Linked DNA regions of Mus musculus: region 2 is linked to region 1. The links are chromatin loops, found by intact Hi-C in ENCODE. Cell type or tissue: left cerebral cortex. All regions are shown on one strand. Links, peaks and the distances in the headings refer to the core of each region. The heading gives the core; the rest is flanking DNA.

Evidence for each region. Hi-C counts contacts between places; a loop is a spot of excess contacts. Peaks named below come from ENCODE experiments on the same cell type or tissue, not always from the same donor. Only the 100,000 strongest peaks of a DNase experiment are listed, where the experiment ranks them.
Region 2: a loop joins it to region 1, with 5 times the contacts of the local background. A loop is called at or near these places in 7 of 42 quality-filtered maps.

Annotation. Positions count from the first base shown.
Region 1 is chr1:133,348,701-133,357,028 of GRCm38, reverse strand. Ren1 (renin 1 structural) reads right to left here and starts at 6,355. Exons shown (of 9, transcript NM_031192.3): 1 at 6,232-6,355; 2 at 2,752-2,902; 3 at 2,104-2,227; 4 at 1,416-1,534; 5 at 448-644. The coding sequence starts at 6,323. RefSeq lists cis regulatory regions at 6,400-6,428, 6,423-6,552, 6,491-6,577, 6,942-6,964, promoters at 6,333-6,579, 6,348-8,328 and a silencer at 6,714-7,052. In left cerebral cortex, for the core only: a CTCF peak has its summit at 3,307; DNase peaks (open chromatin) are centred at 1,183, 3,330, 3,552 and 5,031.
Region 2 is chr1:133,142,772-133,151,099 of GRCm38, reverse strand. No RefSeq gene overlaps it. Among named protein-coding and RNA genes, the nearest start is that of Ppp1r15b, 16 kb to the right of the region's middle. In left cerebral cortex, for the core only: a CTCF peak has its summit at 4,955 (motif pointing left); a DNase peak (open chromatin) is centred at 4,948.

The DNA of each region.
Region 1 (8,328 bases), core at 106-8,105:
CCCTGCTGGGGCACTGACTACAGTTTCCCCAGGCCTGGCTGAACTGCCCAGAATCCTGGCCTAGAACTGAAAACCATCTGCAGCTTCAGAATGGCACTCATTGTGTTGTACCTCTCATCTCCCCTGCTGGGCAGTGAGCTCTGTGAGGATGGAGGGCAGGGGTTGTCTGTTCACTGTCCACCCCTGGAGCCTACCATAGCACATGGTAACAGAGCACTAACCGGCTCAATGAGAGAACAGATAAACAAAGGCATGAAGCTGGCTGTGTCTGTGTGGCCAGTCCCTGGGGACCAAATGCTTGACTTCCATTTGTTCTAATTGGCTACTGTGGTTCTAGATGGGGACTGAGGACCACCTAATTAGAAGCATATAAATCCTGAACTGGACGTTGGCTGCTCTCCCTGCTCTCCGCCCCTCCCTGCCCTGGCCTTGGTGTCAAAGGCCCACCTGTTGTAGTAGACAGAGAACACTTCCTCCTTTAGCACCCCCTGGGAGAGAATGTGGTCAAAGACAGGGGTAACCCCGCCAACGGCCTGAGCGGGAAAGCCCATGCCTAGAACACCGTCAAACTTGGCCAGCATGAAAGGGATCAGGGGCAGCTCGGTGACCTCTCCAAAGGTCTGTGTCACAGTGATTCCACCCACCTGTGAGAGAAGAACCAGAAGGGACAGAGGTTACTGCCTAACCTCGGCTGGGGTCTGCTCTGGCTTTCATACCAGGGCAGCAGAGACACACACGCTCTGTACAGCAGGTAAGACTATTCCGTCAAGTCTGCGCACACACTGTCAACACCTCTATGCTTGGGGCCCAGAGAGATGGGGATGACGCGTGCTATAAAGGCTGAGAAAGAGGTCCTGCCAGACAGGTGACCGGAACCTTCCTAGAGGCCCGCTTTCGTGCTAGCCCCACCAGCTGAGGCTGAGGATGCCCTCGTCATAACCAGGGCTTCCCTTTCTGCCCCTCCCCCAGATTCCACGGGGGCGGTGCGAGGGAAGGGCTCGCACTGATTTCCTCTGGACCTCTGTATGTGTCTTTCTCTACCTCTGGCACAGCGGGGCTGAGAGACGCCAGAACAGGCTTAGACACTGAAGGAAAGAAATCAAAACTGCCCAGATACAAACCCCTGATCCCTAATCTCAGTACTCCTAACCTGGTCTCAATTAGCAAAGTCAGACTGGTTACTAGGAAGGAGACTGTGGGGTTTAGGCACACACCCACATGCAAGTTAGATGCAAAGCCTTGCGCATCAGTGTCAGCAGGTTTGCTCTCCTGCAATTGGCTAGAAGCTGCCAAGGAGGCTGCACTTCAACTTCCCAGGCTCCTGCAGGGGGGTGGGAGGGGGAGGGAGGAGGGCTGGAGTATACTTGTCTGGAACCACAAGGGCCCTGTGGGTAAATAGAGGTGATCCTACTTACAGTCACCGAGTCCTGGCTGAGGAAACCTTTGACTCTCCCTGATCCGTAGTGGATGGTGAAGTCGGACCCGTTCTCCATGTAGCTGGAGGAGTCAGAGGACTCATAGAGGCTGTGAATCCCTAGCAGAGGGTTACAGGCCCCAGTCAGCACAAGAGAGATTGATTTACATAGAAGGCTCAGAGGCAGGACAAGTGATAAACATGGTTGAAGACTTAGGTGTGTGTGTGTGTGTGTGTGTGTGTGTGTGTGTGTGTGTTTAGTTTCCTGAGTCTCCAGCTTGGAAGAAAAATGTATACCAGGCAAGGATAGTGGTTTTTTGTTTCATCTTATGTGCTCGTGCTTCTGAGACATTTGTTTCAAAGAGTTCTAAAGCCATTGCTAACACTGATATAGTGCCAAAGAGGGTTCTGGGCACAGAGTAAGTACTCGGCATGGGAGCATCGGAAAAGCCTCAAGACCTGGAGTGGGTTTACAACTTTGTTCCTGTCTGAATCCTTGGGACACTGGCAAAAGGCCTTCCAGGTGCCCAGGCACTTCCCAAAGCTGGCTTATTCACCTTGGTTGCCATTTCAGAAAGAAGAGAGACACTTCCTCTCTCTTCCTCAGATCAGTGGTGTGGAGCTGAGGAGAAGCAGGTCATAGGTGCAGCAGGCAGAGCTGGGGGAGAGGCACGAGGCTTGACTCTTACCACAAGCAAGGTAGAGGCGGCTGCACTTGGTGGAGGGCACCCAGAGGTTGGCTGAACCCGTGTCAAAGATGACTTTGAAGGTCTGGGGTGGGGTACCGATGCCAATCTCGCCGTAGTACTGGGTCTGTGGCGGGGGCAGAAGGAAAATGGGGCCCAGAGAGATGGGGGTGACTTCAGGGCTTGGGGCCTCTGGTTTGGGGGGGGCATGTCTGGACCCCTTCTTGGCTCTTGGCTTTCTTTTTGCTGAGATGTGAGGACTCAGCATTGTCTTCTGCTGTCCTGGGATACAGGAGGCTCACTGGGGCATGGAAGCTTAATCAAAGCAATCAAAATGGCTGGACATGATGTCACATGCCTTTAATCCCAGCACCTGGGAGGCAGAGGTAGGTAGAACTCTGTGAGTTCGAGGTCAATCTGGTCTACAAAGTGAGTTCCAGGCTTGCCAGGCTACACAGTGAGACCCTGTCTCAAAAACAAACCAAACCAAACAACAAAACAATCACAACAGCCCCTCCCCACCAGACTTCTCGGCTGGTAAATAGGAGTTCTATGGGGTGCTCTTTGGCTCTCAGTCAAACATGGTGTGGAAGGAGTGGGGGCCTGCTAGTCCCAGAGAGAAAAGGAGATAGCAGATGAGCTAGGACTCACATTCAGGTAGTTGGTGAGGACCACGGGGGAGGTAAGATTGGTCAAGGAAGGCCTCTTTGTGAATACGCCCCATTCAGCACTGAGCCTGGTCATGTCCACTCCCCGCTCCTCCAGGATTTCCCGGACAGAAGGCATTTTCTTGAGCGGGATTCTGCTCCAGGGTAGAGAAAGAAAAACAGAAGAGTCGTGCAGTGCTCCAATGTTGACAGAGCCCAAATGTTGCCTTGCTTTTTGGTATGTCTAACACTAACCCTCTCCCATGCAATTACGAATCACTTTTAGTTCCCTGGGGTTTCTTGGAGTCACTTATTCTGGTACTAAGTAATTCCCAGATCTTATTTTAGTTAGATAAAGCAGTTTGTTCATCCGTCCATCCGTCTGTCCATCCACCCATCTGTCCATCAGTCAGTCCGTCTGTTCATCTATCTACCATTATCATCATCGTGTGTTGAACACCTACTCTAAGCCTCACTGTTCTGGAGAGGAACATAAAGGTCTATACAGCCTCTTGCCAGCTCCTCGGATTGACGGGCAAGGCAGTACCACGGATGGCCTGTAAGTGGCAGCAGATGCCCACAGCAGGCTGCAAGGACTTGTTGCTCCCTGGGGTATCACAGAACCAGGTGATATGTGCCCAATGAACCTAGCTTGACTCGGATTGGATCGGCCAGTGTCTATAGCTTGCCTGTGTGCCTCACCTGGGGACTGATGTGTCTTGGGCCTGAATCCTGGGCCCCTCCTCACCTCCAATCATTATTGACTGGCAAAATTCAAGAGATTTCATTTAGAACAGCAGCTCCCTGAGCTACTCCTGGCCACAGGCCAGCTGCCTGGCACGCACCCTCATACAAACCACATGACGGCTAGCTCCCTGGTTTTCGGCGGCAGCGGCGGCGGAGACATTGAAGGTTCACAGGGATGAAGATGACTCAGAAATGCCAAACAGAGACAGTCCAAGCTCTGTCTGTCTGTCTTTCCTACCCAGGACTGCCGGGACCAGGCAGACTGTTTTGCAGTTGGAGGAAGATGCCACCAGCCCTGAGCCAGGGCTTTCCCAGACATCCAGAGAGCCCTCTTTCTTCTCCAGTGTGAGCCCTAACCTTCCTCCCAGCACTCCGTGCCCTCACCTCCCAGCTTTGCCCATATTTCACACCTATCCGAGTAATCTCCAGCAGAAATGACTTAGTCCTAGCACGGTTTACAAGTATTTCCACTCTTGTTTTAGTTGACCCCAGCCATCTCACCAGATGGGTGTGTTTTATTTCCCCACTCTTCAAGGGAGGAAGACAGGTCTATTCTCCACCATTTCCTGAAAAGACCCATGCTTTGCTGTTCTTTATGACCCTTCCTCTTTTAGAAAACCTCTATGTTGTGTGGTAGGGCATGACATTAGTTTCAGTACTCAGGAGGCAGAGGAAGGCTGATCTCTGTGGGTTTGAGTCCAGTCTGGTCTATATAGTGAGTTCCAGGCTCCATAATGAGGCTCTGTCCCAAAAGAAAATAAACATAAAAACCCCCTTCTATTCCTCTCCTAGATCCTTAATCTTTCAAGACATGACCTGAGCCCATACCTAGATGCTCTCACCAAGGATCCCAGCCAATGGGTCCATTTCCCCTGAGTGCTCTCCACAAGCCTAGCCTACAGGGACAACGGGGATAGAGCCACCTGATGCTGAGGGCATGCTGCACGGTTCTGAGCATTCACTAACCTCTTCGTCCTCTGGCACCTTGATGGTTGTCTTGCCTAGTCACAGCTCAGGCTAAGCGTGGAGGCTGGACATTGTGTGTATGTAAGGCAACGGCCTTGAGAAGAAAGCCCATTGCTCAGCCCCTCAAGGTGACTTGCTCAATACTTTACACAGAGCAGGGAGCACAGAACCCCACGCCCTCTAGTTAGTCCCACACTCTCTGCTGCATGCTGGGAGCAAGATGGCGGGACTTTGGAAACAAAGACCAGTGGGTCCTCAGACCTTCCTGGAGGACATCCCTAGGATCCCCATCTGCAACATGGGTGCTGATGTCTGGAGACTCAATTTAGGATGAAAGCAACCCACCAGCTCCTAAGCACCAAGCAGATTCACAGCTCTCACTGCCTCGACTCTTTCAGGACTTCCTCATCGTAGTCCCCAGACCATTGCTGGGTGAGCCTTCTCTTGCCTCTGCCCTGCTCCTGCCTCAAGAAGCCTTGTTCCCACAGCCCTAGAACTGCACTAAATGGCTGTTTCATCCTCCCTCGTGGGGCTGCCAGGAGCCTTCCCTTTCCTACACTCTGTGGTAATCCATGCTGTAACCATGGCTTCTTACACCGTTCCCCGCCTGGCATCGGAAGTGCTATGCGTATCCTCTCATCAAATCTTCAAAGCAGCCGGTGAAGCAGGCTCTGCTTTCATCCTGTTTTTGAATGGCGGACTGAGGATTGGTGAGATTAGCTTGCTGCTTACCCTCATCTGTTGCTAGTGAAGCTTTTCAACCCAAAATTTTCTTGCTTCTTTATTTTAATGTTTATTTTTCTCCGTAGCATTCATGATTTCCTTTAAGGGCCAAAAGCCATCTAATGTGCTTCCCCGGGTCAAATTAACCATGCTGATTACCGTCATCCAATCCTTAACTGACAACCAGCTTCCTTTTGCAGACAATCTGTTACTGCCTATCCCAGATACACAATTAACATGATATTTTCCTCCTTAGCCACCCAAAGCAGACTTAAAGGATGCCTTCCAGGACTACATTCCTCAAACACCCTTGCTTTTCTAGGATCCTAACAACGGGCCAGGATGTGCTCCCAAGCAAACCATTGCAGGCTTAACGTTCCCCATCCACCCTATGCAGACATCCTGCTGCTAGGGTTCTGCTCCTCTGCTGTGATTACCCCACAGGTTTATCCCCACAAAAGAAAAGGACAGTGCCTGCAGCCACAGATCCAGTAGAGACAGCGCTGTCTCCTGAGACCTGCAGACCACAAAGCTGCCTTCCTCCAGACACCTCATCTGACGGAAGACTCCCGAGACACACGCTGAGATCCAGAGACACGAGCTGAACCCCACAGAGGACAGACTTGAGGTCTTCCAGCTACAGATGAACTCTCTCGCCAAAGCCAAAGGGCTGCTGAACTTGGGGGAAGTTACATGATCGCAAGGAAAACTTAATGTCTATCTAGATTAATTAACTGATAGTCATGTTACTCCTTTGGCCTACATGTTTCTTCTGATACTTCCACTCCACCCAAAATTTTTACCACAAATGACACAATCACTCCAGTGACCCCTCCCTTTTAAAAAAGTAGTAGAAGGGGGAGTTGTGGTACCCCTTAATTATGGCCGTCCACTAGGGCTTTCGGCTAGTCCCTAGGATTGTCAGAGCAGGATCATACATCCCTGACTGGCTGGCCAAAAGGACTGGATGATCCAACGTATAGACAGCTGAGGGCGTTAGTAAGATGCCAGTTCCTGTACCCTGCCACCCCTTCTCTGCCCAAGTTACCGTTCAAAGGTAGCGGTGCGTGTTGGGAGACTGAAGGTGCAAGGACTCCAGAGCAACAAGAGTGCCCAGAGAGGCATCCTCCTTCTGTCCATCTGGTTCAGCCAAGGCTTTCTAAGAGCTGTGTAGCCCAGACCCCCTGAGCCTTCTTTTATACACACCATGTATCACAGGCTCTGCTTTGATTTATTACCCCAGGGCCTGTGGGACCATGAAAGGCAGCCTGTTTTCTGGCCAAGGACCCAGCTCCATAATTCTGTGGCCATCAGTCATGTAGGCTGTCCAGACTCCACCCCCAGAGTTACCTGGCTGCTTGCCTCCTCCTCTCTCTCTTGTCTCTCTCCTAAAGCTCTTGTTTTCTTACTCTTACCTTTCGCTCTCCTTCTCCCCCTTCCTTCTTCATGGCAATGACTGGCTTCTACTTCTCTACCTTCTCTCTCTCTCTTCTACAATAAAGCTCTAAAACCATAGACTACCTCCTTTCATCTAGACTCACCATGCTGGAGTCATGGAATAGGCCTTCCCCTGAAGAGCTTTATCTAATCTCCCCCAAGAAGGCCTCCCAGCATTTCCAGCTGCCAGACCACCCAGTGCCTTCCCCTGCTGTCTGCCCGCCCAGTCTCTCTGAGCTCTGGTGAGTCTCGCCCACCTCCTTTATTTCCCCACGCCAGGTGCCCAACAAGGCCCATGGCAGGGCAGCTCTGATAAATCTTAGCCTGTGAGACCAAGCTAGGTAGGTATAGGATAAGCAGGACCTGGTCACAGAGCAGAGTGGTGGCAGGCATGGGGGTGTGGGAAGGGTGGCTGAGCCCAATGACTCTAGAGTCCCTGTTTGGCCTGGCCCCGCAACCTCTAGCTTAGACAGAGTCTAATGAGGAACTGTGCTGTTCAAGCATGAGGTCAGGGTACAGACAGCATAGACCCTGGCTTCAAACCTCTAACTCAGACCCTACCACTCATGCCCCTGAGCCTGCATCTTCTATATTAACCTTCAAATCACCCCTGGCTGGCTCCTCCTAGGCTCTGCCCTAGTCTTCCATCTTGATCATGGGTGATTCCTTTTGGCTGCTGCCTAGTTGGAAAAGTAACCTGTCATCTAACCTCTGGCATCAGGGAGAGGGGTGGGGTGTCCCCTCCTGGGGTTAGTGATAGTGGACAGAAGGGTAGCTCTAAAAGAAAGGAGGTCTCAAGCGCAGCTGGCTTCCAGCTGACCCCCTCCTACTGGCCCTTCACTCCCTTAGACCTATCCTTTTGCCCCCTTCCTTCTTCCCTGTACCCTCTCAGAAGCCTGGCAGAGCTGTCGAAGTGACCTGACCCTGGCTGGCAGTATTTACTCTCCCTAAGGTACCCACTCTACCCTTCTTCCTGATTATTTCTCAGGGACCACTTCAAATGGCCCATCAATTCTACAAGGGAGACCCTGACATCATGGACGGTCTTCTGCTGTGGCTGAGAGGTGTGGCCTCCAGGGTATCGCCTCCATCCCTTTGCAGCCAAGTGATGTCTGTGTCCATGCCTCTTGGCCACAATGGAGTTTGCTACTTATCAAATGCAAGAAGAACTAGAGACTGGCGATGAGCACAGGAAAGCCCTAGGTTCTACTGAGAACTTGCTGTGTGACATTGAGGTTGGACCCCTCTCTCCCCTCTCTTGGCCCCCATGAAACAGCTGAATGGACCCCAAGGGCAGTCCTGGCTCAGATGCACTATTATTCTAAGTGTGTGTCATGAGTGCTTTTCTGCTGGCTCTGAGCAGCAATGACAATGAGAGAAACTGGTCTCAGTCTCTAGTTGTGCGGTAAGAAATGTGGTTTTGCCTCAGAGACAACAACACCCTTCTAAATGGAAGGCTGCTGAGAATTCTCAGATATCTTGGGACAGGAGAGGACTTTTGAGAATGCCCCCAAAGGAGATGATGCCTTGAATAACAAGCATTGATTATGCATGTCTTGTGTCCTGCAGAGGGTTCTCTCTCTCTCTCTCTCTCTCTCTCTCTCTCTCTCTCTCTCTCATTCACTGAGCGTTTGCTATATATTAGGTCCTTGGCAGTTGGAAGTTTTTGTTTCGTTTCTGTTTTGTTTCGTTCGTTTGCTTGCTCATT
Region 2 (8,328 bases), core at 14-8,013, 210 kb after region 1:
AGCATTCAAGTAGGCTGAGCTACATACTAAGAACTTGTCTTAAAAACAAAGAACTGGTCTGGAGAAATGGCTCAGAGGTTAAGAACACTGACTGCTCTTCCAGAGGTCCTAAGTTCAATTCCCAGCAACCACATGGTGGCTCACAAACATCTGTAATGGGAACTGATGTCCTCTTCTGGTGTGTCTGAAAACAGCTATAGTGATCTCATATAAATAAAAATTAAAAAACAAAACAAACAAAACAACAACAACAACAAAAACCCAAACAACCAGGGCTGGAGAGGTGACTCAGAAGTTACAGAGCAGTTGCTGCTATTGCAGAACACCTGGGTTCCACTCCCAGCATGCACCGCAGGGGGCTCACAGCTGCCACACACCACACTCATACACATACACACATCACCACCACCGCTACCACTACCAATACCACCACCAACAACAACAACAACCACCACCCCATGTGTTAAAAAAATTCATCTTTTTTTATTATTATTATTATTATATGTGAGTACACTGAAGCTGTCTTCAGACACACCAGAAAAGGGCATTAGATCTCATTACAGATGGTTGTGAGCCGCCATGTGGTTGCTGGGATTTGAACTCAGAACCTCCGGATGATCAGTCAGTGCTCTTAACTGCTGAGCCATCTCTCCAGCCCAAAAATTCATCTTTTTAAATTAATTTTTTTATTGTATTGCATTGGTGTTTTGCCTTCACGCATGTGTGAGGGTATCAGGTCTTGGAGTTACAGACACTTGTGAGCTGCCATGTGGACTCTGGGATTTGAACCTGGGTCCTCTGGGAGAGCAGTCAGTACTCAACCTCTGAGCCATCTCTCCAATCCCAATAAATCTTTAATTTAAAAAAAAAAAAAAAACACTGCATATGTAGCTGAGGATAGCCCTCAATGGGAGGAGAGGCCCTTGGTCCTGTGAAGGCTCTATGACCCAGTATAGGGGAATGCCAGGGCCAGGAAGCAGGCCTGGTGTGCAGGGGGAAGGAAGAGGGGACAGGGGGGTTTTGGAGGAGAAACCAGGAAAGTGGACATTTGAAATGTAAATAAAGTAAATATCTAATTTAAAAACAAAGCAAAAAAGCCCCAGCCACAACCAAATCCCCCCAAAACAATAAGACACACACTTGAGGAAATACCTGTCCAAAAAATATCATGGGGGGGGGCTGGTGAGATGGCTTAGTGGGTAAGAGCACCCGACTGCTCTTCCAAAGGTCCGGAGTTCAAATCCCAGCAACCACATGGTGGCTCACAACCATCCGTAACGCGATCTGACTCCCCCTTCTGGAGTGTCTGAAGACAGCTACAGTGTACTTACATATAATAAATAATATAAAAAAAAAGAGAGGGAAGGGGATAGGGGATTTTTTTGGAGGGGAAACTAGGAAAGGGGATGACATTTGAAATGTAAATAAAGAAAATATCTAGTAAAAAAAAAAACTTCAAAAAAACTCCAAAAAAAAAACTTCAAAAAATATCAAGAGAGTTACATTTAGAAAATATTTTTTAAAGATTCTTTTTTAATTTATTTTTTTACGTGAGTACACCATTGCTGTCCTAAGACACACCAGAAGAAGACATCAGATCTCATTGCAGATGGTTGTGAGCCACCATGTGGTTGCTGGGAATTGAACACAGGTCCTCTGGAAGAGCAGTCAGTGCTCTTAACCACTAAGCCATCTTCTAGCCTCTCTAGAAAATATTTTTAAGACTTACTTTTATTATTTTTAACTGTGTGTATGTGTGGGTTTGTGCGTTTGTGCACATACATGAAGATGTTCTTGGTGGTCAGAAGCACTGTATACCCTTGGGGCTGGAGTTGCAGTTGTGAATCATCAATGTGGCGTGCTAAGAACCAGACACAGGTCCTCCAGCAAGAGCTTTCCGTGCTCTTAATTGTGAAGCCATCTCTCGAACCCACAGAATGCATTTTTAAAAAACTGCTTATAAACCTGATGTCTTAGGGTTTTACTGCTGTGAAGAGACACCGTGACCATGGCAACTCTTATAGAGGCAAACATTTAACCGGGGCTGGCTTACAGTTCAGAGGTTCAGTCCATTATCATCATGGCATGAGGCCTGGCAACATGCAGGCACACATGATGCTAGAAGAGCTGAGAGTTCTACATCCTGATCCAAAGGCAGCCAGGAGGAGATTGTGTACCACACTAGATGTAGCTTAAATATATATGGCCTCGAAGCCCACCTATAGGGTGACACACTTCCTCCAACAAGGCCACAGCTCTTAGTAGTGCCACTCCCTATGGCCAAGGATTCAAACATGAGTCTATAGGAGCTGTTCCTATTCAAACCACCATGCCTGGTATGGTGGCACAGCCTGTAATCTCTGTTCTTGTCGGGTGGGAGGAAGAGTGAGGGTCAAGTTCAAGGTCATGTTTGACTATGTAGTGAGTGGAGACTAACTTGGGCAACATGAACTCTGTCTCAAAATCTAAAAAAATTAGGGGCTGAAGAGATGGCTTGGCAGTTAAGTACACTGGCTCCTTTTCCAGAGGACCCAGGTTCAATTCTCAGCACCCCCATGGCAGCTCATAACCATTCCCAGGGGACCTGATGCCCTCTTCTGGTCTCTTTGGGCACTGTACACACACGGTGCAGGCAAACATGCAAGCAAAAGACCTATAAACACAAAATAAATAAATGTAGAGTAGCCGTGGCTACCTTGAAGGTGGCCAGTGTGTCTGGCTTAAAGTTCACCCGGGCTGTGGACCAGATTGTGAAGGAGGGCCATGACAAGACTATTCTTGCCGTGTCAGAGGTTCCAAGGATGCCTGAGGGAGAGCTGGTGTCCAGACTGCATGGAAGCTGAGCTGCTCATGGGAGAGGGGCTGAAGCATGTTACCAAAGAACGCGTGATCACCTACTGCCAAGTGCAAGACTAATCTTATTGGAAAGACCCAAGAAATGACTTCGGACAAAAACCGAAATTAACTACAGTGCCTACACTACTTAAATATGGTGGAATTGAGGAATTCCTTAATTAATGGAATCTGAGACCCTTCAGACCAATCTTGGGAGGTTATAGTCTCCAAGGATTAAGACGTGATGATGGCAATTGTGTCTTCATTTCCTGCTTTGCTCTGGTATAAAAGAAACCACATACTGGCTGGACAGTGGTGACACATGTCTTTAATCCCAGCACTTGGGAGGCAGAGGCAGGTAGATTTCTGAGTTCATGGCCAGCCTGATCTACAGAGTGAGTTCCAGGACAGCCAGGGCTATACAAAATAAAAAACAGTCTCAAAAAAATAAACAAACAAAAAAACTAACAACAACAAATATCAGTGTACATCTAAACAATAAAGAATTAAAATATAACAAATGGATGAGTTATAAAACGTTTTAAAATAAAAACCCAAGCAGACAAACAACTGTCCAAATCTGGAGGTTGGAGCTGGGGTTAGACACGAAAGAGCAAGAGGGGAATTTTGACTGTGGTAGTGTTTACACAGCTACTGTTACAACGCAACTTGGCATGAGGGCTGTTTGGTTGTAGGAGACTCTCAGGAACCCTTTGGGCATAGAGATGACATCATCACCAGGAAACCTTTAGAGGAAAAATGAAACCTGATCAAGAGAGGCAAACCTTCCAGGGGCCCTGAAGCGGTCTGTGCGGAGTGGGAGGGTAGGAAGGGGCACTAGTGGACTAATTCCTCATCCACCTGGGCCAAGGTAGAAAATGAATTGCAGGAGCACACAGTTGCCCCCCAGTCCCGGATTCCCCAGCAGGATTTGCCTCTATAAAAAGCATCCTCGATGGGCGTGGTGGCACAAGCCTTTAATCCCAGCACTTGGGAGGCAGAGGCAGGCAGATTTTTGAGTTCAAGGCCAGCCTGGTCTACAAAGTGAGTTCCAGGACAGCCAGGACTATACAGAGAAACCTGTCTCAAACAAAACAAAACAAAACAAAACAAAACAAAACAAACAAAAAAAGCATCCTCCTTCAGGCAATGTTGGGTACACCCCACCCCTACCAACCCTCCACTCCCATGGCCCCACCTCTCACCAACTGAGAGGTCACTCTTGGAAAGTTATCTTGGAGAAGGAACTCTACTTAAAGGTGACTGTCTACCCCCCCCCCATTAACCCCCATCCCCCACCCACCCACACCCTGCACGCTCCCCCGCACCGTCTTCTCAAAAAAAAAAAAAAAAAAAAAAAAAAGATCAGAAGTACAAGAAAAAGAAACCTTTTATGCAAATTCCCAGACAAAGGAAAGTGCCCATCCTCTTTCTGAAGTCAAATCAAACAAACCAAGAGAGATGCATTGGGTGATACTGCAGGAAGTCGCCTGGGTCACTGCAGGTACAGGGAAATCATATGCAAACACGCGGAGGACTGACTCAGGGACACAGAATGGAAGGACGTAGAGCAGCATTTCATCTACATCTGACTTTGGCTCATTTGGGGCCAATACCAACCCACCAAAGTACAGCCTTAAGTCTGCTTGGCCTTGGCTGTGTAGTTGCCACGGGGCGGGGTGTGTGTGTGTGTGTGTGTGTGTGCGCATGTGTGTGTGCGCACAATCAAATGGCTCGTGTTTTTCCTCCTCGCAGGCCAGTCATGTGTACAACTCCCTTGGAACCACTGCCCCAGGGTGGAATGCGCACAGGAGGCAAGTACTATAGCTGGAAAACTCTAGAAACTGTCCGAGCCCCTTCACTCATTTGCTGTGTTTAGCAGGAAGAACACCCTCGTTTATTTGTGTTCAAATATAAACTTTGGGTTTCTAATAAGGACCAGCCCCACTTCCGGGTAGTCACCTCAAGAAGGTGGAGTCAGGCTTGAATGGGCAGGCAAGCCAGAGCCAGGCAGGGGTTGTTCAATAAGGAAGGAGACCTTCCAAGGGAGCAATTGCCATTAGACTGTCAGTAACCACCGGCCCATCCGTCACTCTGACCTGGTGAGTCAGCGCCATCTTGTGGATTCAGAGGAGCATTGCTGGGAATCCAAAGTCAATGTTAGCAGTCTCCAGGGTGATATAGTCTTTTCATACATCGTATTAATTCTGGAAAAGAAAAGCCCCCACTGATTTGTTCACGTTTGAATTCATAAATTAACAGGAACCCTATCAGTGACATTTAAATTAATTGATGTTGTGTCCCTGGCCACACTGAGTTTTATAATTACATTCTACAAATTAAACCTTACTGTAGCTTTTCTCCAAGGACCTTTAAGTTCTATGTCTATTTCCATCCCCAGTTGTGGCCTGTCTGATTCTAAACAGACATTGCTGTGTCGACCACATTGCAGTAAGGGCTAAATGAGAGGTGACGTGAAGACAATGAACATACTCAACACATAGTTATCGACAAGAAGCCCCCAGGCACACTTCTGTATACCCGCTCACGCCAACCACTACTCTCAAGAAGTTTGCTGATAGGTGGAGGAGTGGCCAAGAAACAACTAGAAATGTTGACAAGGTGAGGTCAGAGAAAGCTGTAATTTTAATTGGTAATATGAGAAGGAGGGCAAGGAACGGAGAATAAATAAGGCCCTCAAGTGTTTCTTAAAAGTGATATTTGAGAGCCAGAGGGTAATTTTCTCCTGGGGTGTGTGTGTGTGTGCACGTGTGTGAGCATGTGTATGATGTTGTTTTGATTGTTTTGAGACTGGTCACTCTTGGCTGCAGAGTGACTTCAGTAGTCTCCCTGTGTCACAGCTTCCCCATACTGTGACAATAGGAGTCAGCCACCAGGCCTGGCTATTGAAATTTGCTTAAAACAAAACCAAAGACCCGGGCGTGGTGGTGCTCGCCTTTAATCCCAGCACTCAGGAGGCAGAGGCAGGCGGATTTCTGAGTTAGAGGCCAGCCTGGTCTACAGAGTGAGTTCCAGGACAGCCAGGGCTATACAAAGAAACCCTGTCTCGAAAAAAAAAACAAAACAAAAACAAAACTGGCAAGGCATGCCTTTAATCCCAGTATGTGTGGAGCAGAGGCAGGTAGATCTCTAAGTCTGAGACCAACCTGGTCTATAGAATGAGTTCCAAGCCTGGAAGCCCCACTACACATTGAGAAATTGTCTCGAAAACAAAACCAAGGGGCTGGAGAGATGGCTCAGCAGTTAAGAGCACTGACTGCTCTTCCGAAGGTCTTGAGTTCAAATCCCAGCAACCACATGGTGGCTCACAACCACCCATAATGAGATCTGACACCCTCTTCTGGTGTGTCTGAAGACAACAAGAGTGTGTATTAAGATATAATAATAAAATAAATCTAAAAAACAAAAAATCAAAGCTGGAGAGTTGGCCCCTGAGTTAATAGATCTGGGTTCTTCCAGAGGACCTGGGTTCAATTCTCAGCTCCCACCTGTCAGTTAACAACTATCTATAACTCCAGTTCTAGAGGGGATCTCCTTTTAGCCTCCTCAGGCACTACACACACATGTCCACAGACATACATGCAGAAATACATCTTTTTTTTTTGTTTTGTTTTTTTTTTGGTTTGGTTTGGTTTGGTTTGGTTTTTCGAGACAGGGTTTCTCTGTGTAGCCCTGGCTGTCCTGGAACTCTGTAGACCAGGCTGGCTTCAAACTCAAAATCTGCCTGCCTCTGCCTCCTGAGTGCTGGGATTAAAAGCATGTGCCACCACCGCCGGGCACACAAATACATCTTAAATAAAATAATTAATTTAAAAAAACATTATGGAAGCCAGCCTGACTACGCATAGTAGTGTACACTTTTAATCCCAGCACTCAGGAGGCAAAGGGTCTCTGAATTTGAAGCTAGCCTGGTCTACATAGTGAGTTCCTAGTCAATTAGTGTTACAGAGTGAGATTTTGTCTTTTTGTCTTTTTTTATTTATTATTATTATTATTTTGTTTGTTTTTGTTTTTGTTTTTTGTTTTGTTTTTAGAGAAAGGGTTTCTCTATATAGCCCTGGCTGTCCTGGAACTCACTCTGTAGACCAGGCTGGCCTCTAACTCAGAAATCCGCCTGCCTCTGCCTCCTGAGTGCTGGGATTAAAGGCATGCGCCACCATGCCTGCCTCCCCCCCCCCTTTTTTTAAAGAGCCTTGGGTCTATATATTAAGTTCCAGACCTTGTATTAAAAAAGTATTTGTCTTTTGAAAAGTTGATTTTATTTTTTGGTGTGTACATGCTCTGCCTACACCTGTGTACTGCATGCATTCAGCGCCCTCAGAGGCCACAAGAGGCCATCAAATCATAAACTCTCCCTCTCCCCTTCTCCCTCCCCCTTCTCTGTCTCTCTGTCTCTCTGTCTCTGTCTATCTCTGTCTCTCTCTCCTCTTTCTCACACATGCACATACAACACACAACATTCATATCCTGGAGACAGGGTTTCTCTGTATATTCCTGGCTGTTCTAGAACTCTCTCTGCCGTCTCTCTAGTCTGGCACGTCAAAAGAGAAATTTTTTTTAGACTATATATCCCCATAAGTCTTTTGAAAAATTCTTCTGGGACTACTTCAGTTTTGGCTTGAGCCCCATTAAGTAGTCAGCAGCAACCCCTGACTCTACAGACACTCTGGTAATCCTGAACACCTTCGGGATACTTCTGCAGGTGAATCGGGCCCCAGCGTGCCAAACGCTAGAAAATAGTAGTGAAAATGTCACCAGGCATGGTGGCTTAATGTCCTTGTTAGGTTTTTTTTTTTTTTTTTTTTTTTTTTTTTTTGACAACTTGACACAAGCTAGTCATCTGGAAAACAGTATCTCAACTGGGAAAGTGCCCCCACTAGATGGCCTGGAGGCAGGTGTGTGGTACATTTTCTTGATTGATTATTCATGTATTTATTTATTGTACTTTTTTTTTTTTTTTTTGGTTTTTTGGTTTTTTGAGACAGGGTTTCTCTGTGTAGCACTGGCTGTCCTGGAACTCACTCTGTAGACCAGGCTGGCCTTGAACTCAGAAATCCACCTACCTCTGCCTCCTGAGTGCTGGGATTAAAGGCGTGTGCCACCACGCCCAGCCTGTACTTTAATTCTTACGTCCTGGACAGGTAGTCCTCAGAAAGCAAACTGAGCAAGCCAAGGAGAGCAAGCCATGGAGAGCAAGCCAGTAAGCAGTGACTTCAGTGGTAGCCACTTCAGTGCCTGCCTTCAGGTTCCTGCCCCAAGTTACCTCAGTGACAGCCGCTGATGTGGAAGTACACGTCTAGGAAACCCTTTCTCCCCATTTGGTCATAGTGTTAGAAAGCAAATCAAAGGGCTGGAGCCTTAACACTGGCTGCTCTTCAAGAGGACCCAGACTCAACTCCGAGTGTCCACATGGCAGCTCACAACTGCCTGTAACTCCAGTTCCAGAGATCCAACACCCTCATACAGCCAGGT